Regions from separate parts of the Mus musculus genome. Here all the other regions are linked to region 3. The links are chromatin loops, found by intact Hi-C in ENCODE. Cell type or tissue: left cerebral cortex. All regions are shown on one strand. Region 1 overlaps Pam (peptidylglycine alpha-amidating monooxygenase). Region 2 holds the start of Pam (peptidylglycine alpha-amidating monooxygenase). Region 3 overlaps Pam (peptidylglycine alpha-amidating monooxygenase). Region 4 overlaps Pam (peptidylglycine alpha-amidating monooxygenase).

Region 1 (8,000 bases), 100 kb before region 3:
TAGGTTTTATTCCAGGAATGCAGGGATGGTTTAATATACGAAAATCCATCAATGTAATCCACTATATAAACAAACTCAAAGACAAAAACCACATGATCATCTCGTTGGATGCAGAAAAAGCATTTGACAAGATCCAACACCCATTCATGATAAAAGTTCTGGAAAGATCAGGAATTCAAGGCCCATACCTAAACATGATAAAAGCAATCTACAGCAAACCAGTAGCCAACATCAAAGTAAATGGAGAGAAGCTGGAAGCAATCCCACTAAAATCAGGGACTAGACAAGGCTGCCCACTTTCTCCCTACCTTTTCAACATAGTACTTGAAGTATTAGCCAGAGCAATTCGACAACAAAAGGAGATCAAGGGGATACAAATTGGAAAGGAGGAAGTCAAAATATCACTTTTTGCAGATGATATGATAGTATATATAAGTGACCCTAAAAATTCCACCAGAGAACTCCTAAACCTGATAAACAGCTTCGGTGAAGTAGCTGGATATAAAATTAACTCAAACAAGTCAATGGCCTTTCTCTACACAAAGAATAAACAGGCTGAGAAAGAAATTAGGGAAACAACACCCTTCTCAATAGTCACAAATAATATAAAATATCTCGGTGTGACTCTAAGGAAGTGAAAGATCTGTATGATAAAAACTTCAAGTCTCTGAAGAAAGAAATTAAAGAAGATCTCAGAAGATGGAAAGATCTCCCATGCTCATGGATTGGCAGGATCAATATTGTAAAAATGGCTATCTTGCCAAAAGCAATCTACAGATTCAATGCAATCCCCATCAAAATTCCAACTCAATTCTTCAATGAATTAGAAGGAGCAATTTGCAAATTCATCTGGAATAACAAAAAACCTAGGATAGCAAAAACTCTTCTCAAGGATAAAAGAACCTCTGGTGGAATCACCATGCCGGACCTAAAGCTTTACTACAGAGCAATTGTGGTAAAAACTGCATGGTACTGGTATAGAGACAGACAAGTAGACCAATGGAATAGAATTGAAGACCCAGAAATGAACCCACACACCTATGGTCACTTGATCTTCGACAAGGGAGCTAAAACCATCCAGTGGAAGAAAGACAGCATTTTCAACAAATGGTGCTGGCACAACTGGTCGTTATCATGTAGAAGAATGCGAATCGATCCATACTTATCTCCTTGTACTAAGGTCAAATCTAAATGGATCAAAGAACTTCACATAAAACCAGAGACACTGAAACTTATAGAGGAGAAAGTGGGGAAAAGCCTTGAAGATATGGGCACAGGGGAAAAATTCCTGAACAGAACAGCAATGGCTTGTGCTGTAAGATCGAGAATTGACAAATGGGACCTAATGAAACTCCAAAGTTTCTGCAAGGCAAAAGACACCGTCAATAAGACAAAGAGACCACCAACAGATTGGGAAAGGATCTTTACCTATCCTAAATCAGATAGGGGACTAATATCCAACATATATAAAGAACTCAAGAAGGTGGACTTCAGAAAATCAAACAACCCCATTAAAAAATGGGGCTCAGAACTGAACAAAGAATTCTCACCTGAGGAATACCGAATGGCAGAGAAGCACCTGAAAAAATGTTCAACATCCTTAATCATCAGGGAAATGCAAATCAAAACAACCCTAAGATTCCACCTCACACCAGTCAGAATGTCTAAGATCAAAAATTCAGGTGACAGCAGATGCTGGTGAGGATGTGGAGAAAGAGGAACACTCCTCCATTGTTGGTGGGATTGCAGGCTTGTACAACCACTCTGGAAATCCGTCTGGCGGTTCCTCAGAAAATTGGACATAGTACTACCGGAGGATCCAGCAATACCTCTCCTGGGCATATATCCAGAAGATGCCCCAACTGGTAGGAAGGACACATGCTCCACTATGTTCATAGCAGCATTATTTATAATAGCCAGAAGCTGGAAAGAACCCAGATGCCCCTCAACAGAGGAATGGATACAGAAAATGTGGTACATCTACACAATGGAGTACTACTCAGCTATTAAAAAGAATGAATTTATGAAATTCCTAGCCAAATGGATGGACCTGGAGGGCATCATCCTGAGTGAGGTAACACATTCACAAAGGAACTCACACAATATGTACTCACTGATAAGTGGATATTAGCCCAAAACCTAGGATACCCAAGATATAAGATACAATTTCCTAAACACATGAAACTCAAGAAAAATGAAGACTGAAGTGTGGACACTATGCCCCTCCTTAGAAGTGGGAACAAAACACCCTTGGAAGGAGTTACAGAGACAAAGTTTGGAGCTGAGATTAAAGGGTGGACCATGTAGAGACTGCCTTATCCAGGGATCCACCCCATAATCAGCATCCAAACGCTGACACCATTGTATACACTAGCAAGATTTTATCGAAAGGACCCAGATGTAGCTGTCTCTTGTGAGACTATGCCGGGGCCTAGCAAACACAGAAGTGGATGCCCACAGTCAGCTAATGGATGGATCACAGGGCTCCCAATGGAGGAGCTAGAGAAAGTACCCAAGGAGCTAAAGGGATCTGCAACCCTATAGGTGGATCAACATTAAGAAATAACCAGTACCCCGGAGCTCTTGACTCTAGCTGCATATGTATCAAAAGATGGCCTAGTCGGCCATCACTGGAAAGAGAGGCCCTTTGGACACACAAACTTTATATGCCCCAGAACAGGGGAACGCCAGGGCCAAAAAGGGGGAGTGGGCGGGTAGGGGAGTGGGGGTGGGTGGGTATGGGGGACTTTTGGTATAGCATTGGAAATGTAAATGAGCTAAATACCTAATAAAAAATGGAAAGAAAAAAAAAAAAAAAAGGGGATACAAAGTCTTTCCAAACTTAGGCAAACACATTTGACATAGTTACAAATAATCTTGGCTCAACAATTCAAAGTAGGTTTGCAATTCTTACCCATGAAATCAACCTATCCCAGGTGAAATTTTCAACCAGAAAACAGTTACTAAACAATGGGGCAATTTCTTTAACGGAAACAAAGCAAACAATGACTCAACCAAACTGGTTAGGTCACAGACACTCTCTGCCTTCCAGAAGAAGTTAATCTGTTTCAGCTAAAGTCTTTTGTCTCACAAAGTATAAACAGTTCATTGTGCTCCTGCAATGGGACACTTCACATAGAAAATAAAATACAATGTTATTTCAAGAACAGATAGAACGCATAATTTCAAATCAGAATCAATGACATCAGGAGGAAGAGACTGAGTACTTTGCACAGACCTTCAGCCTCACCAGAGTCTAAAAGCTGTCCTAAGATACCAAATGCAGAATGCTGCCGTTCTGTTGAACTAGTCATTTAAAATCATCGTCCGGTTAGGAAGGCAAAATGTTAAAGCAACATGATAGGCTTGGTTGCACACTGGCCTCACTGAACTGTGAAAATACAGCTCCAGAGACCACTAGATGGCTGTCTCACTATCTCCCAAATCGTTATGAAAGACCTTGATCAGTCAATTGCTCTCTTCCTTTCTCTTTCTCTCCCCCTCTCTGGGCTGCTCCTGGATAGATGGGATCTTGAAACGGTAGCCATTTCTCTTAGACATGTTAAGATCTCAACTTGGGAAATAGGTCTGATGAGCATGTTAGAAGGGACAGGATATAAACAGAAGAAATTGGCTGGGACAATTTTCTCCTATTGTTCATACTTTTCTACTCTGCAGATTTTATTTTATTTTATTTTATTTTGCAGATGCTGTTTAACATAACCCCAATCGTCAGTGACTGCTATTTCCTCTCTAGCTGCTGGAGTCCTTTGCAGAATGCCGTGGCCTTTATCTAAACACTGAAGTGTTTCCCTTAAGCTTTCCTTTGCCATTTTCAGAATTTCTCATGTTGATCCACTTTCAATTGATTTGAATAAGAAAATGGGTCTAGTTTGATTTTTACATATTAGCAGATTTCCCAACACCATTTATTAAAGAGGCTTTGATGCATCTTTTTTGACACCCTTGTGTAAAAAGGTGGCTGTTTAAGAGGGGATAGGGCTGGGGAGATAGAAGGAGGGCAAACATTGATGGGGAGGGCTAATCAAAACTAAGGACACATGGAAAGGCTGTATAGAAATTCAGTACTTTGTAAACTAAGAAGCATAAATTTTAAAGGTGCTTGAAATGAGATACCACACATGGGCAGATGCTGCTGCTCCCAGAAGACATAGATTACTAAACAAAAATCCTAGAACAGGGTAAGAGATACATTCCCATGAACTGTTGGTCAGGCAGATTTTCAGAAGCCCTCCAAAGCAATAGATGCTCTTGCCCTGATCTTGGTTGTTCACCTATTGTTGAAGACACTATTCACTTTTATTATGTGGCATAGAACAATCAAGCTGTCACTGAGCTGGCACTAGCTTTCAGAGTGCCAGGAATCCTCCTTGGGCACTGGGAACTGGTGGAGTTGGTGGTGAATCTAGGATCCCTATGTGGAGAGGTGTGGTGAGATGGTGGGTGGAGCAGAAGGTGGTATGCAGGCTGCTGACGGAGCAAGGACATATCCACACTCACAGGTCAGTGATGCCTTCAGAGGGCAGTGGTTAATGCAGAGACTCACAACTGGCTAAAAGGCTGATAATTGTGACTGCTGAGTGTTCTCCATAAATGAGTCATCTGTAACACATGCTCAATGATTCAAAGGTCATTACCGAAGAGAAAAAAGATGGAATATGAGAGCCAGAGACTGGGGAGGGCTGCTTGAAATGGGAAGGATCTCCTGGTCATGACCACTGCATTCATGAACTCAGAGCAGCTGTGGCTACTGCCCAAGATTGAACCCTAACTGTTGACCTTGTTGGGGAGGGCTCATGAGGTTCCCATCTATAGATGAAAATCTATTGGCAGTTACTGGCATAGGGGCAGAGGGAGGAGGCGATTTCATTCTTCAGTGATGTAGCCATTGCTATGGTGGCCATGTTCCAGCTAGTAACACCACACCTATGGCCATGTCAACAACTCTAATAAGATTCAGTGGCTCTTTCAAAAAATCATGAGTAATGGAGGGTGAGGTGGAAAAAAAGAAGGGGTCCAAAGGAAGTGAGATGAAAGAAACTGGAGGAAATATGCTAAAGTAGATTGTATACACATATAAAGCTTTCAAGACATAGATTAAAAGCATTTAAATATTTATAGGTAGTTTGTTTTACTCTTGGGTTGTGTGATGGTTTGCACATGCTTAGCCTAGGAAGTGGCACTATTTGGAGGTGTAGCCTTGTTGGAGTAGGTGTGTCACTGTGGGCTTGGGCTTTAAGACCCTGTCCTAGCTTCCTAGAAACGAGTCTACCACTAGCAGCCTTCAGATGAAGATGCAGAACTCTCAGCTCTCTCTGCACCATGCCTGCCTGGATACTGCCATACTTCCACTTTGATGATAGTGGACTGAACCTCTGAACCTGTAAGCCAGACCCAATTAAAAGTTGTCCTTTATAAGACTTGCCTTGGTCATGGTGTCTGTTCACAGCAGTAAAACCCTAAAGAATACAGGTTGCTTCTGGGTCTTCTATTCCATTGATCCACATGTCTTTTAAAATCCACATGAAGAGGCAACTATGCCTACTCAAGTGTACTGGATGGCTACCTCTGCCTATCCTTCTAGGCTATAAACATACTCACTGAAGGTTTGAGTGCTTATGGGAAGAAACTGGGTAGTGCTCCCCTTCTGACACATGGTGTTGAATTTGCTCTCCCTCTGCTGCCTTGCTTGTGATGGGTGGAGCCACACTTCCTTAAGAGCCCATTGGCTATATTCCCCAGACTCCTAACCCTCACACACTTACACCTTTCTACTTCTACAAAACATTCCAGCATAACCCAAAGGAACTTCATGATAATGACAATGTGGTACAACTGCAATGGTCAACACTAGAGCCTCTACCTACCCAGGGCTAATGAGCCTTTGTCATGTGGCTACTATACCTGAGCCATGTTTGAGTTGTTCTTACTTCTAACTAAATGACAATAAATATCCAGTATGCACCACATGGATGTAAAGGACCTCTCTTATATGTCCTTACTCCTGCCCACTTCCCTTGCTTAGGTGCAGGCAGACATATTCAGTTCCTACTCCACCACTGTGTGACTTTTGCAAGAGCCAATCAAGAGTTCAAAGACAGGAAATGCATCACTGTGGCTTGTTAGTGGCAGGCAGGTAGCAATTTATTGGAAACTCTTTTCATGATGTTCTATACAAATTTCCTCCAGTCATCTTTGCTTTCAGTTTTTCGTCTGTCTGCACAACATATGAGAATGTTGTCACATCCCAAAGTCTATACTAGACATTTCCCTCTCATACCCAGTGGTCTTGGTCATTTGCTGCTAAAGCTCTTATCTCTGGGAAAATCACACCTAGCTCTGCAGTTTTGCTAGTACCAGACTCCTTTATAAAACTGTATTCTGGGGGGCTAGAGAGAATGCTCAGCATACAAGAGGGAACACTGTTCCTCCAGACAAGCTCAGTTCAGTTCTCAGCACCACACTGGGATGCTCACACATGCCTGTAAAGCCAGTGCCAGGGGAATCTGACTTCTTCTGACCTCTAAAAGCACCTGCACTCGTGGACATATTCCTGCACACACATGCACACATATATGCACACACACACACACACACACACACACACACACACACACACACTTTTTGATATCTTTAAAAAAATCCCATATTCTGAGAATTTCTATTTTGATGGTGTTTTCCCTGATATTAGAAACATAACATCTCTAAAATTGAATTATTTTTCTTTTTTCCATTTTTATATTTTTTCCATAATCGTTCTCTCAATCCAAAACACTGAACTTTCCCTTCTCTCTTTAGTGAGCACAAATTCCAAATTACACTGTTTATGAACATCTTTTGCTTCCTGACTGGAAGTACTCATCAGGAATTCCCATGATCCTCTGGTCGTTATGCTGAGAGGAGGGTTGCTCCCTTGCCTTTCAATCCTGGTCTGGACTTGAAACCTATCACGATGCTGAACCTTCCACTCTAGCTGGCTTGTGACTGACAGAGCTTCACTGCATTAGAGTCTCTGCATTACGGTCCACAGATACCTGCTCTTCACCTCCATCAACCCGTGCATTTCTGAGTGGTTTTCTCTAGTTCTATTCTGGGACGCTCTGCTAAGGTAACCACATAATTAATTTCCCCAGATGGGATACTTTGGGAAAGGTAGAGCATGTCATTAATATTTATGCTAGGAGAGCTGTGGACAATCATAGGGAAGCTGTTTGTTACGATGTTTGAGGCTAACAGATAACAATCTTACAAATAGCTTATAACCCGTGTAGCAGTAGCCACTGCATTTATGGTTAGCAGGACCTTATAACTTTGCTGACAGCCTCATATTTTTAACACATTTCATCCCTGTGACATAGCTATTATTATTTCCCTCATTCTAGGTGTGGAAGCTAAAGGCAATTCTATCATGCCCAACTGATAGGAAGTTAAGCACTTTAAGTCTTAACTGAGTTCCATTCTATCAAGGATTGGATAGATTTCTGTCTCCTCAATGTTTAAGGTCAAACATTTTTTTTCCTTTTTTGTTAACTGTTAATAAGTTTGAAATTTTGTCAGATTACCCTATAACATCTCAGAATTCTATAGAAAAAAAAAGTTCATTAGCAGCAGATGGAGGCTACCTTGCAGCCAGAATGTAAGCAAAATAACCTTCTTTTAAAAATAGAGTTACATATCTTAGGGCATTTTGTTACAGTAACAAAACTAATAAACACATCATCTACACTGTTCATTGTATTGGATCCAGGGTCCTTTCTCTTGCCTGTAGTGGCCATGGGTCCCTTTCTATAAAAAACTTCCAGTCTCCAATCAAAATTACTCTTTTTGGGCTGGAGACACAGTTCAGTGGTTAAGAGCACTATCTGCTCTTCCAGAGGTCCTGAGTTCAATTCCCAGCAACCACATGGTGGCTCACAACCATCTATAATGTGATCTGGTGCCCTCTACTGGTAAGCAGGTGTACAGATAGAGCATTTCTA
Region 2 (8,000 bases), 120 kb after region 3:
GGAACAGGGAACAAAACACCCATGGAAGGAGTTACAGAGACAAGGGTTGGAGCTGAGATGAAAAGGATGGACCATCTAGAGACTGCCATACCCGGGGATCCATCCCATAATCAACCTCCAAACGCTGACACCATTGCATATACCAGCAAGATTTTGCTGAAAGGACCCTGATATAGCTCTCTTATAAGGCTATGCGGGGGCCTGGCAAACACAAAAGTGGATGCTCACAGTCAGCTATTGGATGGATCACAGGGCCCCCAATGGAGGAGCTAGAGAAAGTACCCAAGGAGCTGAAGGGGTCTGCAACCCTATAGGTGGAACAACAATATGAACTAACCAGTACCCCCCGGAGCTCGTGTCTCTGGCTGCATATGTATCAGAAGATGGTCTAGTTGGTCATCATTGGGAAGAGAGGCCCCTTGGTCTTGCAAACTTTATATGCCTCAGTACGGGGGAATGCCAGGGCCAAGAAGTGGAAGTGGGTGGGTAGGAGAGTGGAGGGGGCCTGGGGGACTTTTGGGATAGCATTGGAAATGTAAATGAAGAAAATACCTAATTAATAACAGGTCTATAATCAGCATTCAGTAGGCTGAGATTAGGAGGATCACGAGTTCGAGGTTAGCCTCATCTATATACCAGGTGCCAACCTAGTCTGGACTAAACAGTGTCTCCATCTTCAAAACAAAACAAAACAAAAACAACAAAAGACCTAATAAAGAGACAATAGACTATTCAAGTTTCCCCAAGTAGACTTGATTGCACATAAAGGCAAGAACACTTTATTCATAGCCTAACTGTTTGAGCTATTTTTATGTAGTTTTAACAATTAGCTCTTGCAGCCTAAAGGAGTTAAAGTGAAGAATCAAGAGTCTGATATTCATGGCCGTTTCATCAAACCACACAGTTTCCAAGGCAATGATAAGAATCTTTAATCTCACGTTATAAACGAGATAACGAACCTACTGAGCTATAAGTGCGGCTGTAAAGTTAACAGCACACTCCTCAGCCTGCCCTTCAGCCTGCCAGGCCTTATTGTGCAGGTCTAATCAATTCTCAAAAGTTCCACAGGAATGCATGTAGCTTATGAAACTCCACCCAGCCAGCAGGTAAATTAACTTTTCTTTGAACTAGGGAAAGAATTGGTGTCATCGCATTTTATAAAATACAACTTACTTGGAAAGAAAGAGCTCAAGTCAATCCTTCACCTTTTTAAAGTTCAAGAGCATTCAGAGTGATTATTATTTTATTATTATTATTATTATTATTATTATTTTAATTGTTGTTGTCGTGGCTAACAAACAAATAAACAAGTTTCATTTAACTTAAGTGAGACTTGCAAAGCCAATCCAGTGTTCATCAGACATTTGTGCCTGTGGTGTCCTGGATAACAAATGTCCCCATAGATTCAATATTTGAACCCAGTATTTGAACAATATTGCTACTGTCTGGGAAAATTACAAAATGTTTAGGTTAAGGGATTCTGTCTTCTATAAATTGCTTTTGATCATGGTGTTTTATCACAGCATCAGACAAGTATCTAATACAATATTAAAGTGTTACTCTATTGAAAACTGTATATTTGCAAGTGGGTAAGATGGCTCAGTGGGTAAAGGTACTTGTCACCAAGTGTGAAACCTGAGTGTGAGACCTTAAGCTGACATGGAGGAAGTAGTGAGCTAGCTACCACAATATGTTCTCTGATTTCCTATGTGTGCCTGTGCCTCCCCCTATAAATAAATTAATATAATAAAGTTATTTTAAGTTATGTTCATAAAAACAAAATTTTCCACTCTCTAGTTATTTTTCTAGGCATTATAATTTCCTTCCCAAGAGGAGGAGAAAAACATCAACGTGGTTACCCAGTTAATTGAAGTTTTGGATAAAATTATGGTAGCTTTTCAGTATTTGATTACCACATAATACAGTGTTTAAGTGAGGGTTCTCAACCTGTGGGTCGAGACCCCTTGAGGGTAAGCTCATTGGGAAAATATTGATATTCACATTATAATTCAAAACATTAGCAAAATCACAGTTATGAACTTATAAAGAAAAAATAATTCTATGGTTGGGGTCACCACAATGTGAGAAACTATATTAAAGGGTCCCGGCATTAGGACCACTGTCTTACTGGCTGCTTTTGCTCTAAAATAGTTATTTCCAAATGTGCGTCTATTTGATGAAACCTGGGCATTTGAGACATTAGTTTTAGAAAGTACATTCTTAGTGAACCTGGTATTTACTCCATTCTGTGAGGCAGCCTCACAAAATTATGACCTACAAGGGCTTATATACAGCTTTCTTGACACTTTCTACAAGCCACGTATTGCTGTTAGAATATGTTTGATGTCCATATAAAGATATAGGTGTCACTAAATTAGTTTAGAAAGCCCTTAAGGGCAAGAAATATATTCCATGTCTTGCTCTATAAAGCACCCAGCAGACTTGCATTGCATAATACAGGGACTCATGAAAATGTCTATTAAATTTAGGCTATAAGAATGACAGGCCTTAGCCATTTAATACAGAGTATAAAGCTGATTTTCTTGGCGGTTTTCCTTATAAGGTAGTTAGAAGACATTAAACGATGTCTCTTGTGTCTGTGATTATCAACTAAGTTTCTGAATTCACTTTACAAAGAAGAAGGTCCCCCCCCCCCCAAATTAATTTTACTTGTAGGATGGAAACAAGACTGTAGAGACAACAAAACATCTGAAGCAAAAGTTCTTGTCTCTAAGACTGGGGCCAGTAGGATCTTCATGGTAGTTGAATTTCTATAACCATGGGAACAGAGATCCATAGCTTAGACATAGGGTTTGCTGGATAAAGGACAGTTTCAGCTCTGTTAACCAGTTCCAGAAAATGCGGTGCTGTCCCTCTCAGACTTAAAGAGCTCCAGGCCAAATTCATCTTTAAGTCACCAAATCTCAGCTTTAGGACCAAACTCAGGTCAGGGACCCACTAGCACAGAGCTTCAGCCTAAGACTTTGGCTCAAAACCACCACACAGCCCTCTAAAATCGTCCCAGCAAGCTCTAAGCAGCCAACAGAACAACGCGTATTTGTCCAGGTCAACAAAGATTCTGATGGAAGAGAGTACCAAGGCCACACAGATGAGGTGACCCAACCAGATTTAGTGAATATAGGAAGTAGTGGGTACTGTCCATCCTGCCTGACAGAGCAATCACCCTTCCCTGGAGGATTACACACACTCTAAAGCTGGCAGAAAACCGCGGGGAGACAGCAGAGCTGGGCTGGCGATGAGGATGGGGAATTTCCATGCTTCCAGGCACTTGCCAGCACTTCAAGCGCCTCAGTCGGTATTCCACGTCCGTAGCTGTCAATCTGCGCGGCCCCTACTAACGCTCAAACTAGTCCTAAGGATCCACTCGGGGTCCCGCGGGGCTTCGCAACCGCCACTTAGAGTTGTCCAAAAGGGGGGCACAAAAAACCCAAGGCGAATGAACAAACGCGCCCAGAAAGGCGAGGGCGCAGTTAAAGTGCCACAGTGGGCACAGCACCGGTGAAGAACGCGGTGGTGCTGACAACCCCAGCACTTGGGAATGCCAGGAAGGCTCGGACGCCGGATGCCAGGACCCCGGCCGCGCCGGAGGAAACCCACCGGGTCCCTGCGCCAGGAAGCCAAGGGACCAGCAGCCCGCTCCCCGCCCCGCCTCTGCCCAACTTCCGCGCCCCGCCCCGCGCCCGACCCTCTCCCCGCCGCGCCCGGCGCCGGCCACACTAACCTGCGCGGCCGCAGGCTCTTCCCGGGACGGAAGCGGGAGCCCGCGGGCGGCGGGCGGAGTTAGTTGGAGGCTCCGGGTCCCAGGGCGGGGACAGGCTGAGCACGCGGCCGCGGCCGCTGCTGGCCTCCTTCCTTCCCGGGCCGCGCGCTGGGCTCCGGGACCGCCCGCTCCCTCCCCCGGGGCGGCTCCCGCCTCGGCTCCGCCTCCAGCCCTCAGAGCCCGGCTTTGGCTTCCCCGCTCCCGGGGAGCGCGCGGCGGGTGCTTGGAGTCCCGGGCGGGTCGGAGGGTGGCCACTGTCCCAAGGTCTCTGGGGAGCGTGGAGAAGGCCAGGGCCCGATAGTCTCTGGGACGCGGCGGAGTCCCGGGTCCTTTCTGGCCAGCCCCGCGCGGTGACCGCGCCAGCTGCGTGGAAAGAGGTAGAGGACGAGATCTGAGTTGGATAGGGGGCTGCTTCCCGAGGGGGTGAGGGACCTCCTTCCTCCTCAGCGCCCTTTGGGCTGGGGCTCTGCCAGGTGGTCTGCACCCGGAGAGAAGATGCTGGTTTCGAACCCTTAGCTGAGGTGTAATTCCATTCGAAGTCACCTCCTGCAGCCAGGTCCCTGAATTCGAACCACACACAGGTTGCATGCGGTTTCCTGGCCAGAACCCCAAGACCAGAGGTTTGCCTTTCCTGACTTCCCACCTCCACCTGCTGTCCCTTTCTGCTTCTGAGGAGCACTCAGCTTTGGCACACAAGACAACCAGACCAGTCCCATCCCGGCATCGCCCTAAAGCAAGAGAAATAGGACAGGATGAGTAAAAGCCAGAAGTGTTGTGTGGTAGAGGTTTGGTCACTGCGCGTTACTATCTGCACACCCCCCCCCCCACGCACACACACACACAATTGAAGAGCTTTTAATAGAAACAGGTATTTAAATCTCCCCTTGTGTAGTGACTTTTGGAGTATTCATGGTGCCCTTGCTGTGCAAAGTCCTCTGCTTCTTTCTCCAGAGTTCCACCATATCTTTTATTTAATCTTATTGTCGCAGCAGATCCCTGTGCTACTGTGGCTCTGCAACCAAGTGCTGGTCTTTTCAAGGAGCTCCTCTCTGCCTCCATCTATGAAGTTCTGTTTGGCAGGATTGGGGGATATTGGAAGAAGGTCACTGAAGATGTGGAAGAAGTCCCTGGAATGAGATGAAGAAAATGCAGTGGAAAGGGGGAGCTAGGGTGAAGGAGGCTATGCTCTCAAGCCACAGGGGAATTCCCAGAAAGAAAATCCATTTCTCCATAGGGAAACTACTTCAGTGACTATCACAGCTTATCAGGCAGCAGTGGTGAGCCAGAGATAAATCAGGTTGACCAGGCCAGTCTGAGCTTTTATTTCTCAACCCAAATTCCAGGGAAAGCCTTTGACCCTAGGTTCTCAGGTAGAGATAAGAAATTCTTTGTAGAAACTAAATGTCATAAAAAGACGTCAGAAACAGATTCAGTTTACTGATGAGGGCGACACACACTAGGGCTGATCTTTGGCATTGCTCCTAAGTCATTTCTTTACCCTGGTCTAAATGAAACAAGCTCTTAAAACCCTTTTTGAAGCAAGGTGTCATTGAGATAGCCACTCTTCTGTGCTCTCTGTATGCACATTCATAGATATATGTGCCTTCTCCAATACAAACAAATAAACAAATGGTTAATTTTTTGTGAGAGAAGAAAACTTGATTTAGTGTTCTCAGGCTGTAGTGGACTTTTTTTTTTTTTTAATACAATACCTTCTGATCCCAAGAAAATTTCTTGTTCACAGGTGTGTGTGTGTGTGTGTGTGTGTGTGTGTGTGTGTGTGTGTGTGTGTGTGAAAGAGAGAGAGAGAGAGAGAGAGAGAGAGAGAGAGAGAGAGAGAGAGATCGTTAAAATGTCTAACTATACTCTTGTCTCATACCCTCAAGCTCCTGGTGGACAGTTTAGGGTTTCAGAATGCAAACTCAGTTCTGGTGTCCTAGTTTGGTTTGGGTGTTCTGTTGCCGTGATAAAACACACACAATAGTCAACTTGGGAGGAAAGGGTTTGTTCAGCATACACTTTCAGGAAACTGTCCATCTCTGAGGGACTAGGCAGAAGCTCAGCCAAGAACCTAGAGGCAGGAACAGAAGCAAAGACCATCACAGAGGAATGCTGTTTCCTGGATTTTTTTTTTTTAATAGCTTGCTCAGCTTGTTTTCTTAGTCAGTTTGGAGCCATTTGCCTAGGAGTGGCACCACCCTTGGTGGGCCAAGCTTTCCCACAGTCAGGAATACATCAAGACAATGACTCCAGAGGCCAATCTGATGAGGGTAATTCCTAATTTGAGGGTCCCACTTCCCAGGTGACTCTAGTTGCTGTCAATTTGACAAAAGACTCATCAGCCCTCTAGGGAAGCCACCTCAAGCCTGCAGCCAGAGAGCTTCAGGAGTTGTGGCTTTAGGGCATGCCAATTTGTATGTAGGCAGCAATAATTAGAAGCAAACCATAACAAAGCCTTCTCCTACCACTGAAAAAGTCATCCCCTACAGGGATAACATTAAATTAAGGTCCTTTCTGGTACTGTATGCTATCAGTTTAATTCTATAATGCTATGCGTAGTCATGGTGCAAAAGATGTGCAGCCAGCCAACAGCTAAGAACGTGAGGCATAATTTATGGAGAGCAGCATGTTCATAGGCAGTGCTGTGGAGCAGATGGAGGTACACATTTCCCTGTAAAGCTCCCAATTGTTTTCTCAATCTGCCATCATGTGATTGTTGCTTGCGCAGTTCTCCAAGCTGACCCACCTCATACAAAATTGTTAGGAGCATCTCATCTGTACAACACCCGTGTTTGGTTTGGAAGATAGACGTTCTGAGCACACTCAAGTAAAGGTAGACATTCTAAGCACACATGAGTAAAGATGAATTCGTGGAGAATCTTTGCTGTTTCCCTTCTGTTGGGCCACATCTAAGAGACACTTCCTTGCGAGGATGGGTGCGGTAGAGAGTACTTATTCTGCAAATACTGCGGAATGTGCAGGTCCATGAGCTTCTCTGGAAAAAGAAGGAAATATAAATGCTTTCTTATTCTGCACTTCACATATGACCTAAGAGTGCCCAGTCTTGATCAAGAGCAGAAAGCTACATGGAAATCCAAGAATGAGCTTTGAGTTGGTTGCATCAACCAGTCAAAATTGCTTATGCATATTTAGGACGGCAAGAGAAAATATTAATTTCAATTTACAAGTCATCGAAAGGCACCTTGTGGCCCACATAATGAATAGCCCTGTGTTAAAAGTAATACATGTTTGTTCTTTCACAAATAAATTTCCCTCTGAAATATAGACATCTGTCAAGGACTCAATTATCTTTCCCTGCATGAGCTGTAAAAGAACATAAAGGAAATAATATACTACACTGCTTATTTGAAAGAGATCAGGGGTATGCAGCTCCACACTGGCACGTTCTTAATTTCATGGTGTTAAGAAAAGAAACTCTGAGCGTGGAACAGCAAACCCCTTCCTGCTGTACTTGTGCAATTCCCATCAGTGTACACATAGGGGAAGGGTTTTTTCCTCATTAAGTAGAATCACTAAGATCGCTTCCCTGTCTTACTCTACTAACCCTTGTAAGGAGAATGTGCACATCGAATTTCCTTTGAAAAAACAAAGGAATCACCACACTCCTGGGCTCCAAGAGTATGCAGAAGAACAAGGGCACAAAGTGTATTTCACAGATGTAAATGGTCATTTAAATGAGATTAGACATTTATGAAATGTATGCATCAAACAGCCCCCCCCAAATCAAAAAATATAATAAGACATAGTTAAGCTGAGCTAGGCTGCCTCCATGCAATGTAAACGGGTTGCCTGTGCTTCTGCTTTTTTTCCCCCCGCTCTGATACACTCCAGGGCCTTCCCACTTTCACTGTAGGATGCACACATAAATAAAATAACAAAATATTTTGTAGAAAGCTCTGCCAGGTTAAGTACACAGAGCCTTCCTGAATACCCTGTATTACCTTCTCTTGTGTCGCTTTAAAATAGACTTGAAAAAAATTCTAAAGAAGAATATTTTAATAGCTTCCCAGAGAGCAGAATGTATTATCATTATGGTACAAAGGGCATCATTCATTTTTAATTCTCTGCTCCACAGGTGTTCCCTACTCAGGCTGTGGTTGACACTTAGAGGGCCTAATTATGATTCATACATCCCCCATCCCCCAGAAACCGGTCTTTCTAATATCACAGAATGCAGTTATTGAGAGGAAGAAAACAC
Region 3 (8,000 bases):
CCAGGTATTCTATATTTCCCCCATTTATTCCTATTCTCCATCATTTCATTTCCCTTTTAAGGCTTGTACCTGTCTCACTCAGCCCCCACTCTCCCTCTCCCTTTACTTTCTTCATCCTAACATTCTTCATTCTATCTTCCTCTTCCATCTCCTTTCTGCTGACCCTTGTCTGTGTGAGCTCTAGGTTTAGCCACATTGTGAGGCAAAAGTGGTTGCTTTCTTCCACACACACACACACACACACACACACACACACACACAAACATACCTACAGTCTCACACCTCTTCGACCACCTTATCAAGAGTGCCACGGTGAGGAGGAGAGAGGTTTTCTATCTGGCCGTCATGGGCAGCCTGTCATGTTTCATGAATGCTTACAAGGTGCATCATCTGTAGGTCAGCGGGGAAGCAGGTCAAGGGTGCTGAGGGAATGTACTGAAACATTCTAACCAGGTCAAAACTGTTTCAGAGCACCTGAATCCCCCCATCCAATCGCAAGTCGCAGTTGCAAGCAAGACCAACCTCAACCCAGCGTGAATGAACTAGGCTAACATAAGCAATGGTGCCAACAAGACTGAGATCACCGGGAACATCCACTGGGTCAGCCTCTCTACAATGTGTTCTGTTATACTATTCTAGGTACACCATTCCCATAAGGCTAGTTACACCAGGGCTCCATGCTTGCCACTTATACAAGAGAAAGATACATTCTTAGCAAAAGTCCTAATAGTTGATTGGACTACTCTAATACACATATCTTTTTTGCAACCAATCACCATGGTAGGGAAGCCAGATCCAGCCATCTGCTAGTCCTGGTTGGTTTATGCCCCCTCTTGAGTTGACTCCTGGGAACCACATGGTCTTATAGAGAAAGAGCAAAGAGGAGAATGATTCAGCTGCAAGGCAACCAACAAATGGCCACCACACGAGCCAAAGTCCTGGGCCTGCAGTGCAAGACAAACAGCCAGCAGTTTAAGCCCTGCATGCTTTCTTTCCACGTAAGATTCTAAAATTGAATAAAGATTTAATTTATGAAAACGAAGCTCTCCCACACTTTTTTTTTTAAATTAACTCTTCTGGTTACTCTTTCTGAGAGTAGTGGTTGAGACAGAATTGTCTACTATTGTTACTCAATAATAAGAATAAAGGAATATTTTCAAATAGCTCTAATTGACTATTTGATTAAAACGATGATGTTCTTGTGGGAAACGTGATATAAGACAAGTTGTCTTTTAGACTGTTTTAGACAGAAGCTGGGCATTCTTACTCATTCCTGTCTCTCATGCAACGAGGAGATCGAGACAGGAAGAGTACCAGGAGGTTTGGGGTAGCTCACAGTATATAGAGGGAAACAATCAAAGAAAGAAAGAAAAAAAGAAAGAAAGAAAGAGAGAGAAAGAAAGAAAGAAAGAGAAAGAGAGAGAGAGAAAGAAAAAGAAAGAGAGAAAGAAAGAAAGAGAGAGAAAGAGAAAAAGAAAGAGAAAGGAGGAAAGAGAGGAAGGAAGACAGATGACCAATTAGTGATTATTTTGTATAAAAAGAAGCAGCAGCTAAGTTTAAATAAATACAGTTTAAAACCACATTTTAAAACTGAGAACAAACAAACAGCTAATTTCTTGGGTTGGGGACTATGGCCTTCGTGCTCCGGTTTTAGTGTCGTTGTTAAATACTAAACAAGGTGATTACAAAACTCAGGGCCAGGACAGAAATAAAATGTACAGAAGAGGTATCTGTCTGGTGATGTGGTCATGCAGAGACAGTGTGGGCCATGTCCTTCACAGCTCTACAGTAGTTACAGATAATCATACTCAGGTCTTCAAATACTGTCAGGTATTACCCTGACGTAAGAGGCCTATGTATTTCCTAGAGCTTCTGGTTGTCCATTTCAAAAGTCGTTTTTCCTCAACAAATAGAATACTTTTATTTTCCCAGTGGTACAGGGGAAAAAGAGGAAATCAAATCGTGCATTATCTGTAAGACTGAGTCATCTGTCAGCTCTCCCACATCCAGGCCTCCCACCGTCCACAGCCCTTCAAAAAGCACAGGGCTATCTTTTAATGACATACATAAATCCCCGCACTGCCAGGCTGCAGAGCGTAATTAATTCTGGCCTTTCATGCTTAATGAAACACCTTGTACACACACGGCAGTGGCACTGTTAGCTTCTTGTGTGTGCTAAGACATGGGGTGCCTAGCAACCTTGTTCGACTTCACATGCTCTGCGACACGTCTGTGTGAGCACTGCTGTTATCTCTTCAAAAGAGAGCTCTAGAAAATTCGTTCTGCCACCTGTGCGAATAGTTCCCTTAACTTTCCAGACCGTGGAATGTTTTATTTTTCAAGTTCTTGGTATTAAGCAAGATTTTCTACCTTAACGGTGGCGGCTTTGGAAGCATCTTTTAAAGACACAGTAATCTGGTGGATGCAGCTGCTCAGCGTTATTCCCTTCATTAGAACACTTTGCCTTATCGTAACGCACATTTAGGCGCTGTATTACAGAGGACATTTCTCCATAGAGAGTCTCAAAACATAGATTTTTTTAAAGTTTCTGTTTGAGTCACAAATAACAAAGTGGGTAATCTTTTCATAAGCCTAATTTAACTGAATATTTTCCCTTGAAGTCTTACCCATTTGACAGGACTCCAGCCTCACCTGGAAAGTCTGAAAGCAAAGAAGTTACCACAGCTATACACGCAAATGCCTTGCTTTACCTTTAATTCTAGACATTGCGCAGAACAGGTGAAAAATAAAAGGACAGAATTCCACGCACCTCTTTAGGTGTGACCCCAGGCATGCGAATATCCAGTGTAAAATCCGAAGAATCAATAGGAGTGATGGGTCTGGTGGTACCAAGGCATTCATTGGAAAATGATCTGGTAGTTTCTTTAAACCTTAAGGAGATAATTTGAACATCCTTGAACATAATAGGGAGGACAGAAATAAAGCCTATGTCCTTAAGTTTAAGGATTAATAATATAGATCTAATAAAAACTATAAGATGTAATGGCTCTGTAACAATCCTAACTCCCAGAATCATGTTATTGTCTATGAACAACTTATAACCAATTTGTAAGCAAAATAAAGCCAAAAGAACTAAGCAGGGTATAAAGTTCGACCCAATAAAAGCTTATACTTCCATATTTATTTCTACTTAATGAAGACGTTATCATCCTCACATCCGTGCTAGTTTTCTAGTGGCAAGACTGTGAACTGTAACCCCGTGGCATTTTGTCAACTATGAGCGTCCAACATTACTAATCGGAAATAAACAACAGAAAACCCTAAGCACAGCCTTGCTAGGTACAGTTAATTATATGAGGGCGAAATAAAGACTGCGATGTGAATTACAAACGTACAAGTACATAAATATTTCATATGGTAATTACGAGGTGCGTGTATACAGCTCGATATTTCCTAGTGAGCTATTACAGCCAATGATCTTCTCCCCACCACCGATCTATCTTGATATTTTATTCCTCCAGCTGTTACATATAGGAAGGCATTCAAGTCTAAACAACTATATTGCAGTTTCTGAAATATTTCTCCAAGAGGGAGCGATTAGTTCTGGAAATCACAACTTCTAATTGGAGTTCCGAAAGCCAGGGTAGCAGCTTGGCTATAGGACGATTGAGTGGGCTTTAAATGCAAGGGGCACTTCAGGAGAAGTTACTGAGCTAAAATTGGAAGACGTTTTGGGTAGAAAAAAATCAGCCTTGTAGAGTTTTTTTTTTTCTTCCAAGAACCAGGTTACTTCAAGTGACTACATTTCTAAGGAGCATGCACAGAACCCACCCCAACGTCCTTCCTCCAGTCTAAAGAAAACAAACAAGCCAAACACGCACCTCTTAAAGACAGAAAGTGGGCTTCTGAAGGCCAGGCAGCTGCTCTGCAAGGCGAGCAGCCCCAGCAGCAGCAGCAGGCGGCTGCGGGCGCGTCCGGCCATGTCCGCGCAGGACCGGGGCAGCGGGCAGTGGCCGGGCCAGCGGGAGGGCAAGGCTGGCGGCCGCAGCTACTTCATGGCCCCAGGCGAGGGCGATGCGCGGCCAGCCAGGTCCGCTCCGTCCGCTCCGGACGCGTGGGAAGCGGCGCTGGAGTCCGCTCCGCCCGCCCGCGGGAGCCGCCCGCCCTCCAGAGCGTCCGGGAGCCGGTGCAGCCACAGGGCTGGATGAGCAGGGTCCTTATCGCTCACAACGCCAGGGGCTGTGAGGGCTATCGCGCAGACCCGCGTCAGTCATCATTCGGAACCTGCAAAAATAGAAGCCGATAATGGATGACTAACACATTACAGCATTTGTCCTCAGCAAATCCCAGCTGAGGTTCCTTAATACACGAGGAGTTTCACAAGCTTGCGCCCAAGCCTGGGGAAAATGCTGGTCTGTTGATCTCTCTCCACCCCAGCGACAAGCCCCAGTGACTTCACAGACCCTGAGCAAAGCCCCTGTCCTGCCTTAGCTTGCTCTTCCTCCCCTCCACCCACTCAGGGTTTGTTTTTGTTTTTTGTTTTTTTGTTTTTTTGTTTTTTTGTTTTTTTTTTTTTTTATTTTACTGTTCCGATTTTTACCTGGTTCTTCACCCTGCCTTCCTTTTCTATCTAGTCCACTTCTCCGGGTTTCTTTATCACTCTCTCATCTCATCAAAAAGAAAGCCATGCTCCAGATCTCCGTTCAATGTAAACAAAGTTATTCACTCAAATCATTGACTAAGGCACAAGGAATAAACCAGAGAGGCGAAGACAAAGCACTTAGAGACCACGATAATCGGGCAGAAAATATGAGAACAAAGGCATCCCATGTACAAGCACAGCGGGGCTACAGAGGAGAAGGGGTAGAGAGAGATACCTTCTGCCTGCACAGACATCTCTACATAAGCAATTGCCCAAGTTCTCAGCATTACTTTAAAACAAATTAAAACCCTACAGTTAACAAACGCGCCTTGCAAAGGCCCATTAAAAATCTGGCATCTAATATACAAATCAATAATTTCTTCCTGTTGTGGTATGTATCCCCAAAGATATCCTATCCTACATAAAGTTTAGAAACTAGTAAGAGAATTAGAAAAAGGTGGGAGAGGAGTGGGAAGGGTCTCAGCCATCCTCCAAATGAAGTATATCTAGAAAGACTATGGTCAAGAACTTCATATTAATATGAATAAGAGAGATGAGGGCTCAGGGAAGGATACCTCAAAACTATGGCAGATTTGTTAAGTTGAATAGTTTTATGAAAAGGAAATTAACAACCTTTAAAAGAAGGTGCTAAATCAGGGTCCTCTTATGTTTCTTCCTCCTCTCTACACAAGCATTGTGTTTCTCCAATACGAATATTCAGCTGCAGAAGGGAACACAGCTGTCTTCCACGCTCAGCCTGAAACCCTACTATCTCAGTATGGAAAACAGAAATGCACCCCTACTGGACAGGTTCCCATGACCAGAACATAGCCCAGGCACACACAAATACCAAAGGGGTGATTTTTCTGGGAGGTGATTTTCTGGAGCCTTAATTAAAGCCAATAAAAATGTGCAGTCTATATTTTGCAAACACCACCTCCCTTACAGAAAAAAAGTGGCGTGTTTATGAATATTTCTGGCTAGTGGGAGAGTCACAATCCTATCTTTGTCCACTATACTGTGCTTTCCCCTCTTCCCCAAGTGTTTAAGTTTGTATGATTTTTCCCTGGGCTAATCTTTGTCAATATACTCAATGTGAACTCCTTCAGGCTTAGGGGAAACTTCCCTCTGTTGTCTGCAGAAGCCACACAGAATATGTGACATTCCACATACAGCTCAACTAAGCTAAATCCTAGGACTTCAATAGGCTAAACTCTAAATAATCAAACATAGACTTGTCTGTTGAGCTGAACATTTTTCAGATTAGGAATTAAATCTGAAAATGATAGTTGGCATTAATTTAAAATATTTCAGGTACATTGTGAAAATAACTTCTATAAAATAGAGTTCTAAATGCTTAATCCATATTTATAAATATGGCCCAAAGAATATCAAATCAGTTGATTTGATGAATAACAGTAAATAACAAAAGTCAGGAGCTGGGGACAGTTACTTTATGGTACAGTTTATGCTTAGCAAGGAAGGGGCTCTAAGGTCAATTGCTAGTACAAAAAATGAATGATAGTTCAATAATTTAAACATTTTCCTCAATAATATGTTAGCTTCCAAATTTCCCTCTATAACTCATGGTATAGTGAAGCTTATGCCGTGTGTGTGTGTGTGTGTGTGTGTAAAAACCAAGAACATAAATAAACATGAATTGTAAACTGAATGATATTCATCATGGCCAGCACTATCTAAGTTAAATACCACACACCAAATATATAAACAAAAATTTAATGTTCAACTACTTCAGGGATGCTTGAGGCTCGCCAGCACCCAAGGACCACAGGTGATCTGCATAAGCAATGGTGTTTTTAGAAGACTGTTAATGTTTGTTTGAACTTTTGCCTTTGGCTCCCTGTTTGAAATCAGCAACAAAAACCTTGAGATGTCCTTATTCTGGGTAAAGGAAAAGGCCTCCTGGGGATGGGGACATTAATGTTGAAGGCTACACCAGTGTCTTAGTGCCCAAACAAGTACAGTCCTGTCCAGTGACAATGGAGAACATTCCCTGAAATTCTCTTTTGAAAAGTGTATATATTAGGAAAGGAATTCTGTTCCATTCAGAACAGGGTTCAAGGACAGTCCTTGCTTGAGCTGCAAGGAGGCTTGGCCTTAAACAAAATACTCGAAAACAAACTTATTGTTAAAATTCTGTAACTGGAGCACACCCTTTAGTACTAACCTTGGAAATAAAATTCCACTGAACTCTTTGATTGCTTTTATTACCTTTGATGTCCCTAAAGCATCCACTTAAAGAGAAGAGAAGAGAAGCTGTGGGCAGAAGCCCAGGTGGTATTTGTAACCATAAATACAATACCTTTTACTATAGAACTGAAAGCGAACTATGGTTCTTAAATCTTTCAAAGATGCGATACACATTATAATACTATAATAAATATGTTTAACCACTACCACTTCATTTTTATTTTATTATCCTTATTAATGTAGGATATAGAGGATTCCAGTTTTTTTCTCTCAAGATGTTTAAAATTCACATTATATGTTACCATGACAATGCTTTTATTCATTCAAAACTACTTAATTTTGTATAATGCACAAAACACTATGATCTGTGTTTGGGTTTGTTCATATGACTAACACTAAAAGGAGAAGGTAAGTTACTTCGGAGGTAAGAACTTCACACAACTGATGGAAGCACTAGTCTCAGAAAAGACCATAAAAGCACCTCAGACATCTGAGAAAGGGAAGTGTCTTCAAGATGGTATGAACAAGAAGAAATGTTAGATGGCAACTTCAACAGAAGGCACAGCCTGAGCGTGCCTGGTATAGCAGACAGCAGAAGCCAAGGAGCCCAGGTGGGAAAGAGGACATGATGTGTTTGAGATGCAGTAATAAAGACTGTTTCCTAGAGACAGCCAGCCCGGGCACCCTATTTTATCTGCAATATAAAGCACATATACTGTTTATACATCCATAATTTCACCAGGCAAGGACGGTTTCCAGTTTATGGGTTTTAATTCTGGAAGACGATCATTAGGGAGTAAGTTGGGGCTGCAGCAGAGGACCATAAAACTACCTGGGGTCACTTTCACTGCTTTTATTTAACAAAGATAAAAGGAAACCCTGAAATCTGCAATTGGTTAAAGACTCAGAGAAGCACTTTGACCATTTGTTCATGGATTAGTATACTCCATGAGAGATGGGGAAGACTGTGGCAACTGAGTAGCTGAAGGAAAACTGTCCGGTGGGTGTCTAGCTCTATCTGCTGGAGTGAGTACACGGCCTTCCTATGCGTTAATTTCTTCACTGACAGAAATGATCACACCACCTACTTCATAAGAGCTATTCCAGGAATAAGTGAATTAATCTCCTAAGGACAGGGCTAAGTGTGTACTAAATGCTCGCAATTATTGCTGCTCCAAATACATAT
Region 4 (8,000 bases), 110 kb before region 3:
TCAGACAGAGCAAGCAAGCAGGGTTCTCATTGTGGCCAAACTGTTTAAGTAGACAGTGAACATATGAGAAGAGTAGTCTACACTATGATTATTGTAACTGTAGGCTGATATGACAGGGTACCTGGGGAACATCTGCCTATCAGTCTTTCTATCCAGTCAGATTATATTCTTGAGGGATACAGACTGACAAACCTCTTAGCAAGCAAGACTTGGGAGCAGGTCTCCATGACTTGGATTCTTGGGTTCAGAGTGTTGGTGCCCTGAGGATATAACTTAACCTTCACATGCCCTAGTTTGTGCCTCTCAAAGATGTGACTATAACTTAGTGGTTTTGAGGACCAAATGAATTAACACATCCATGATGCCGAGCCTTGTTCAAAGTAAGCACTAAATTGTTGTCTGTGGTTATCATCTCCTCGACTCCAAAGGTGAAAACTCGGCCAGCCAAATGCTTTGTTTTAACCTAGGAATTCTATAAAACTTTACCATAGACAAGCATATGAACGAATCTGTATTAAGGATGCTCTCAAAGATTAAGTGAAAGTTGATTTTATCAATCAACAACAACAATAAAAAAATCAATGAATCATAAGAATAAAGACTTCTGGATTCTTCTATTGAATAAAAAATGTCAATCAAATGCATCATTATTTTGTAATATACATAGGGTTTTGATGGCTGGACCAGTTTTTCATATGCTAACATATACTAGTGTGATAAAATCTGCCAGTTAAAGCTGGGTAGAACAAACTGCAAATTTTCATTGGTTGCTTAACAAGCCAACTTTCCAGAAGCAGCTTAAGATTGTATTTCTCCTCTATCTTAGTACAGATATTAAACAATGAATAACAGAAACCAAGCAACATTAAGTCCCAATGTGTAAAACTTGTCTCTGTCACTGAGCCCAATATGCTCATCCTGTGATTCGTGTAGCTCATAAAACACCAATGTAGATCAACAAAATTGGTCAAAGATTTGAAGATCCACAAATTCACCATAAGATACTACCAAACACTCATAATTCACTAATGTGTAAAACGCTGCTCCTATCTAAAAGTCCAAGAAAATAGGCCACATGAGGCAACCTAGACCAACAAAGACAAATGTATGCTTTCTCCTAGTTACCGATCCTTAGCCCTGAATCTTCAGGCTGGAATGCATACCTCAGACTAATATGGAAATGTGGAAATTAAAAAGGAACAATGGTGGAAGGGGGGAGAGAATGAACTGCAGAGAGGGGAACGAACATGCTATTAAGGGAGAAAGGGAAAAATGGTAGAGGTGGGTGTGGGGGCGACTTACGTAGAGAAGGGTGTAGGGGGTAAAGCAGAGGGAGCACGGAGGAGCAGAAGTAATGCTAAGACCGTTTGAGAAGGCCACTAGGGAAACCTACTATTTTATAAACTTCCTTAAAAAAATACCCAGGGGACTGTTACAAAAATCACATTTTCTAGACACGATTGGCCCTTTGAACCTGTGACCTCATAAAAGCTATGGATGTTTACATTACAGCCACACAAGCCGTAGCAATCAATATTCCAGAATGATCAGGGGAGGGCTTGGGAGGTCCCATTTCTAGTTGAGGAGCTAAAGGCCCTTGACAGCTCCTGAGGGAAGCTGAGTCAGTTTACTCCAGGGACAAGGGTCCTGGGATAGTTGCTTCTGCTCCATTGGCCAGCCATGCGCATTTGGGCAACAATAATTTAAATTACTAGGTCACCCAGAAACACACACACACACACACACACACACAACACACACACTATAGAAGAGGAGGAGGGCATGAATTTGGGAAGAATGGGGGGCACGTGAAAAGTTGCAGGGGTTTCAGATATGATCACAATGCATTGTACTCATGTATGAAATTCTCAAGAAATAAAAATGTTCAATGATTCTCACTAAGAAAAAGGATATTCAGAAGTTATGATAAAACCAATATTCATTCTTTGCTCACTTAATTTCGGGGGTTTTAAATCTAATATATTGATGATTTGACACTTTCCTCATTTTTGATGTGCAACTTTTCCCATGTGTAATCTCATCTGACTCTCATGTCAGCCCTACAAGGATTGTAATCCTCACTCTACAGATGAGAACACTAAAGCTTAGAGAATTAAAAGAAAAAAAAATGCCAAGGCATTAATGGAATGGCTGGAGCTTTTAAAGGCAGGCAGGCAACTTCAATAGCTGAGTCTGATCCATCATACAGCCCTTGTTAGGGAGCTTTCAAATCTTACTTGGGGGGCTGGAAAGATGGCTCAGTGGTTAAGAGTAGTGATTGCTCTTCCAGAGGTCCTGAGTTCAATTCCCAGCAACCATATGGTGGCTCACAACCATTTGTAATGGGATCCCATGCCCTCTTCTGGTCTGTCTGAAGACAGCTACGGTGTACTTATATAAATAAAATAAAGTAAAAAAATAAATTTTAAAAAAGAATCTTACTTGGGGCAAATGCAGGTTTTTGGGACGGGGTAAGTTATAGTGAGTGTGTGTTCCTGACACAGAGATCACACAGCACAGAAATCCTGTTCTGAAGAAGGCTAGGATCACTGACATCCGACCCCCAACGAAGTAGAAAATCCAGCATGAAGGCAGACACCAGGATGCAGAACCAAGTTCAATCCTGGCAAAGTTAAACATCCATAAATGGTATTGTTTAGAAACTCTTAAATCCCCGGGCCAACCAGAGGACATCCTAACACCATATAACAAAGTGTTGAGCTGGTCTGCTACTCATGCTCCTTTGAACCATCAAGTCAGCTGGGTGGGATCTGTCCCCACATCACAGTTCCAACATATGGAGAACAGAATAGAAAGCATGGGAGACATAGATTTCTGTTGCTGTCCACCTCACGGTTACAGGTTGTACAGAAGGCAAAAACTAGAGACATAGGACAAGGGTTGTGAGGAGACAAGACACCTTCAGTCTCTGAGCAGCGAGGGGCCACAATTCCAATGAACAAGGCAAGCAACTTTAACCAATCTGGAATTGATTGAAATTAAGGCACTAGACAGTGCATGTTGGACATCATAACAGTCGAGTTTTTAAATCTAGACTGCAGTACCTCATTCAATAGGTTAACTTCTCTTGGCTTCAGTTTCTTCTGACAATTAACATGCCTTAAAGATATCTGAAAAGACTCCGTGCTATAATGTTAAGTGACCAAATAGCCTTGCATCTTTGCTTCACCAGTGCCATATAAAAAGTAACTCTCTTCTTTGCAGCTAATAAAGTCCCATCTAGCAAATTAGACACATAAAGAAGACAGCTAATTCCTCTAGGACCATTAGGGCCACTCTCAGCTTTGCGTGGAGTAAAGAAAGGGCAGGAGAGAAACAATAGCACTTAATCTATCCTGTTTATCCCACTTGCCCATCTCAGAGACGGGCGCATAAGTTAGAATAATACTAATGTTATAAGGTTGCTATATATGCAAACTTCCTACTCTCTTTTTGGAATACGGAAGCCTGCTGCAGATTCCAGCTTCCTGTGCCTGATACAATGAAATGCCACCTGAACAAACTTTGTTATTGCCTGGTGCATCCTATAATAGCAAGTGGGAGAGGACTAGGAAAAGGGTGTTTACAACTAGCCTCAACACGTCTGAATTTTACTATTTTGTCCTCGGTTTTAACAATTTTGGAGTTAGAATGGTGAAATAACATAAAACCACGTCAATTCAGAAAGAAAAGGCACATAGAGCTCTTTCACCAGTTGGGATCTGTGCTGCCTAACAGTCAACGACTCGTTAAATGTAGTGACATTTACCCACATTTATGAGAGGAAGAAAGACTTCCCCCGTGAGATCTTCAGAGGAAATTTCTTCTGAGCTCTGTCTCATGACTAGTTCTGGGAATAGCAAATGATGCAGGGGGAAAAAAGGTACTTTCTACCTTTGAGGATGTCATTCTTAGAAAAAGTAAGACTTCAGAAATACACACTGTTCTTTTAAAATATGTATACATGATGGCCTGTGTGTATTTATAGACACTGGATGTGTGCCTGGTACCTGCAGAGACCAGAAGAGGGGATAGGATCACCTGGCCCTGGAGTTACAGGTAATGTGTGTGCTTAGAATCCAGCCCAGGTCCTTTGCAAGGGTAATATTTGCTTTTAACCACTAAAACATTTTTCCAGCACCTGAATGATGTTTTGTCCGTTGCCACACATGATGATAAAAAGTGTCCAGGGTTTCTCAAAATCAGGAATGAAAAGCTAAGTGATAGACTATCGAGTGCTACAGTTCTACTGTGTTGTGTGTGAACAGACTTGCACTTGGCAGGAGACCTTTGGCCTTTTTCATATCTGTATTCTTAACACAGAGGATCACACAGAACTGTCGTGTGTTACGAGATGGGTAGAGACACACGAAACTGCACAACTGTCACTGTAACCCCAGATACCAGTTCACTTGTTCTTTGACAGGAAGCAGAAGTTAGGTTTTCCTTCAACACTTTAGGTAATTTGCAAGCAAGAAGAGTCCCAGGATCACCTCTTGAGAAACAGTTTTATTGGACAAAATTGGAACCAGTTTGAGCCTGTTAAAATATGAGGAGTTAAAAGTGAAGGCTCCACTTAACATCTCATTCAGACCATTAGGCCAGTCCCCATGGAAAATACTTGAAACTTCCATGTGAGCAAAGGCGCTGCATGCTAATTCTTTTTTTCAATTATAAATAAAAATCAGCTGGGTGTTGAATAATTCATGGCTTCCTGCAAAGCTGAATTTGAAAACATCAAGCTGGCAGCCCGTGCCGTCCAAGCCCACGCGTGGACATCTGCCATGCACGCATATATCTGTTACTGTTTTAGAGACGCTCTCCACATGCTGTCTTATTCGGCTCTCCACATTAGCAAGTCACACAAAAGACAGTCAATATCACAGAGGCCACAGCACCGTTAAAGACAAAGATGAGGCAGCTATCGCATGCTGGTACAGAAACCTGAAGGGAATAAGGTATTGTTCTCTAATTATGGAAGCCAATTCTGGCTAGAAATAAAGATAAATCTGATAATTATTGACTTACTGGAGATTCCTTTCAGAAATGTATACTCAAGTTTCAATTAAGACAACGTCTGATAAAGGAACTTAAGGAATCAGTCACAAAAATGGTTTTATTTTATAAGTCAGTTGGGTATAAATGTTGAGAGTATTTGATTCCTCTGGAAGGACATTAATTACTGGAGAAGATAGTGTATGCACTATCTACAATGGTATTTATAGGTGACCTTTGGAAATTTCAATTTCTTCCCATTGAGCCAAAGGAAAATGTTGATTTATTACTCTGAATTTCACATATCATTCTTTCCGAAATGACTCAAGTGTGGTCCTACTTTGAATTGACTCACTAAATAAATGTTGACTTTATATAGTACTGGACCAACACAAAAATAAAAGAAAAAATCTTTTCAAAACAAAACGTGGTATGGGACAACGCAAATCTAAGTCATACTTGTTCCAATAAGTTTTTTCTATTGGTTAGTTTTGATACCTATTAATTTTTATTCCCTTCAGATTTTGCTAATGTGGATCGCAGTGGTTCACACTTTATTGCATAAAAGAAACCCTGAACGCACCTCCTGCGAGTTCTGGTTCCCAAGGACCTTCACCAGGCTGCTGGAAGGATAGAGCTCTGCTCTCAGCTGGCCTCAAGGTTGACTCTAGCCTGTGGAATTTGTGGATCCTGTCTCTGACCAGGATAGCATTACCCCCTTCCTCATGCTCCGCTCCCTCTCTGGCGTCAGACCGACCAAGGTCCTTTTTCTGGACTACGTTTGCAATCTCAGCTACCAGGTCTGACCCAGATTCTGTCTTTTCTGTAGGATTATATTTGTGCACATGAACAACATCTTCCCTTTCTCCTAGCAGCTTGGAAAGTAGTGAATAGAAATCACCTGTGGGGGGGGGGAGAGAAATAAAGACACACAGTGTTTATAAAACCATAACATTTACAAAACCTGGTGCCTTAGAAATATCGAGTCTTGATTGTGACAGTGAGTGAGAAGCAAGGTTGTTCTCACACTTTCATGTATAGGAGGGACGGAGGGATGTGAGGGACAGAGGAAGGGACAGAGAGAAGGGGAGAGGGGGTCCAACACTGGAAGCATATTTTTACATTTCATTTGTATACCATCTTCTTCCTGCCATTTCCCACACTGTGACCATTGGCAGATTCATAGAAATAAAACAAAATAATTCACTTGTGAGTACATGACATATTTTAAACATTGGCTTTCACAGATTAAATGAACTGATAAGGAAATTAAGAATTTAGGAATCTATCAATAAGATAGCCACAGATGCACTAGAGAAAGCTAACACCACAACCAAATGATTTAAATTTGCTAAAAATCTATTAATTCATAAGCTACAGGACATCAAATATTTTTCAGTAATATATGTGAAACAATCACTATCAGACACACACACACACATATATATCTATGTGTGTGTGTGTGTGGGGGGGGGGCAACTGGGACGTCGGTCTTATAGTTTCCCTAGCAGTAACATAAGTAGTTCCAATTAGTTCCAATTGCTCATCTCAAGCAAGAAGTGAAGAACCTCCAGAAGAATTGTTTTTGATATAATAATCCCTTTTAAAACAGTGAGAAACAAAGATCATAAAAGAAAAATAATGTTGAGAATCATTAGTTGAGTCAGCACTGAATGTTTTCTATGACTATATTAAAGAACACACTTTGATTTTATGAAAGCAAACCATATAAAAACAGTGGTTAGATACAATATCTAATGAAAGCTCATACAATGCTTTAGTTATCATCATTTATGTGGTCAAACCCATGATGTCTGCTCAGAACAGAAAATAACCCATGTAGATCCCTGGCAACTCCAGGTCTTCCTGTTCTTAACTTACTCTACAGCTTGGCTACTAGGAAACCCTGATTTTAGATTCTGATTAGTTATGTTCAATTATGTCTCCAGCATCACTGCTAACATTTATAAACCTTCTTCATGGCCTGGAGAAGATAAAGAGTCATTAATGGTTTAGCTATGATGCAAGCCACTGAAGAATGTATTTTTAAGACATTTGTGCAAGGGGATACAAAGGAGAGAACCGGACAGCTTCTGGAACGGGCAGAAGCACAGAGCCGCTGAGGCAGCAGCCTGGGCGGGCCGCAGACAACCGGCCACCATCCGGACCAGAGGACAGGTGTCCGCCTGGCTTGGGAGGCGACCTCAGCCTCAGCAGCAGCGGTCGCCATCTGGGTTCCGGGACTCCGCGGGACCTAGGAAATTAGTCTGAACAGGTTAGAGGGTGCACCAGAGAACCGGACAGCTTCTGGGACGGGCGGAAGCACAGAGCCGCTGAGGCAGCAGCCTGGGCGGGCCGCAGATAACCGGCCACCATCCGGACCAGAGGACAGGTGTCCGCCTGGCTCGGGAGACGGCCTCAGACTCAGGAGCAGCGGTCACCATCTTGGTTCCAGGACTCCCTAGAACTTAGGATTTTAGTCTGCACAGGTGAGAGTCTGCACCACAGAAGCTGACAGCTTCTGGGAACTGCCAAAGCAACACAGCTTCTGAGAGAGGCCCTGTTTTGGGCCTTCTTCTTCGACCAGGAGGAGGTCCAAAAACAAGATATCTGCGCACCTTCCCTGTAAGAGAGCTTGCCAGCAGAGAGTGCTCTGAGCACTGAAACTCAGAGGAGAGAATCTGTCTCCCAGGTCTGCTGAGAGACGGTAACAGAATCACCAGAAGAACAATCTCTAAACAGAGTCAACTATAACTACTAACTCCAGAGATTACCAGATGGCGAAAGGTAAACGTAGGAATCCTACTAACAGGAACCAAGACCACTCACCATCACCAGAACCCAGTACTCCCACTTCGCCCAGTCCAGGGCACCCCAACACACCCGAAAACCTAGACCTAGATTTAAAAGCATATCTCATGATGATGGTAGAGGACATCAAGAAGGACTTTAATAAATCACTTAAAGAAATACAGGAGAACACTGCTAAAGAGTTACAAGTCCTT

The links. Hi-C counts contacts between places; a loop is a spot of excess contacts. Peaks named below come from ENCODE experiments on the same cell type or tissue, not always from the same donor. Only the 100,000 strongest peaks of a DNase experiment are listed, where the experiment ranks them.
Region 1: it touches region 3 in a loop (2.0-fold over the local background); 4 of 42 quality-filtered maps call a loop at or near these places.
Region 2: a loop joins it to region 3, with 4 times the contacts of the local background. A loop is called at or near these places in 11 of 42 quality-filtered maps.
Region 4: a loop joins it to region 3, with 2.3 times the contacts of the local background. A loop is called at or near these places in 3 of 42 quality-filtered maps.

What each region holds. Positions count from the first base shown.
Region 1 is chr1:97,869,264-97,877,263 of GRCm38, forward strand. All of the region lies in intron 14 of Pam (peptidylglycine alpha-amidating monooxygenase), which reads right to left. Among named protein-coding and RNA genes, the nearest start is that of Gm31771, 38 kb to the right of the region's middle. In left cerebral cortex, CTCF peaks have their summits at 3,420 (motif pointing right) and 7,969 (motif pointing left); a DNase peak (open chromatin) is centred at 3,454; H3K27ac peaks cover 301 bases.
Region 2 is chr1:98,091,743-98,099,742 of GRCm38, forward strand. It overlaps Pam (peptidylglycine alpha-amidating monooxygenase), which reads right to left and starts at 3,904. Exons shown (of 26, transcript NM_001357127.1): 1 at 3,743-3,904. In left cerebral cortex, no CTCF peak of the experiment used is centred here; DNase peaks (open chromatin) are centred at 3,230, 3,521, 3,862, 4,366 and 1 more place; H3K4me3 peaks cover 2,442 bases; H3K27ac peaks cover 2,108 bases.
Region 3 is chr1:97,973,015-97,981,014 of GRCm38, forward strand. Pam (peptidylglycine alpha-amidating monooxygenase) reads right to left here. Exons shown (of 26, transcript NM_001357127.1): 2 at 3,843-4,245; 3 at 2,771-2,891. The coding sequence starts at 3,943. Among named protein-coding and RNA genes, the nearest start is that of Gm31771, 66 kb to the left of the region's middle. In left cerebral cortex, CTCF peaks have their summits at 3,227, 4,016 and 5,413; DNase peaks (open chromatin) are centred at 2,072, 2,178, 4,133, 4,783 and 2 more places; H3K4me3 peaks cover 3,890 bases; H3K27ac peaks cover 3,605 bases.
Region 4 is chr1:97,858,625-97,866,624 of GRCm38, forward strand. Pam (peptidylglycine alpha-amidating monooxygenase) reads right to left here. Exons shown (of 26, transcript NM_001357127.1): 15 at 5,579-5,896. Among named protein-coding and RNA genes, the nearest start is that of Gm31771, 48 kb to the right of the region's middle. In left cerebral cortex, no CTCF peak of the experiment used is centred here; DNase peaks (open chromatin) are centred at 4,764 and 5,715; H3K27ac peaks cover 1,591 bases.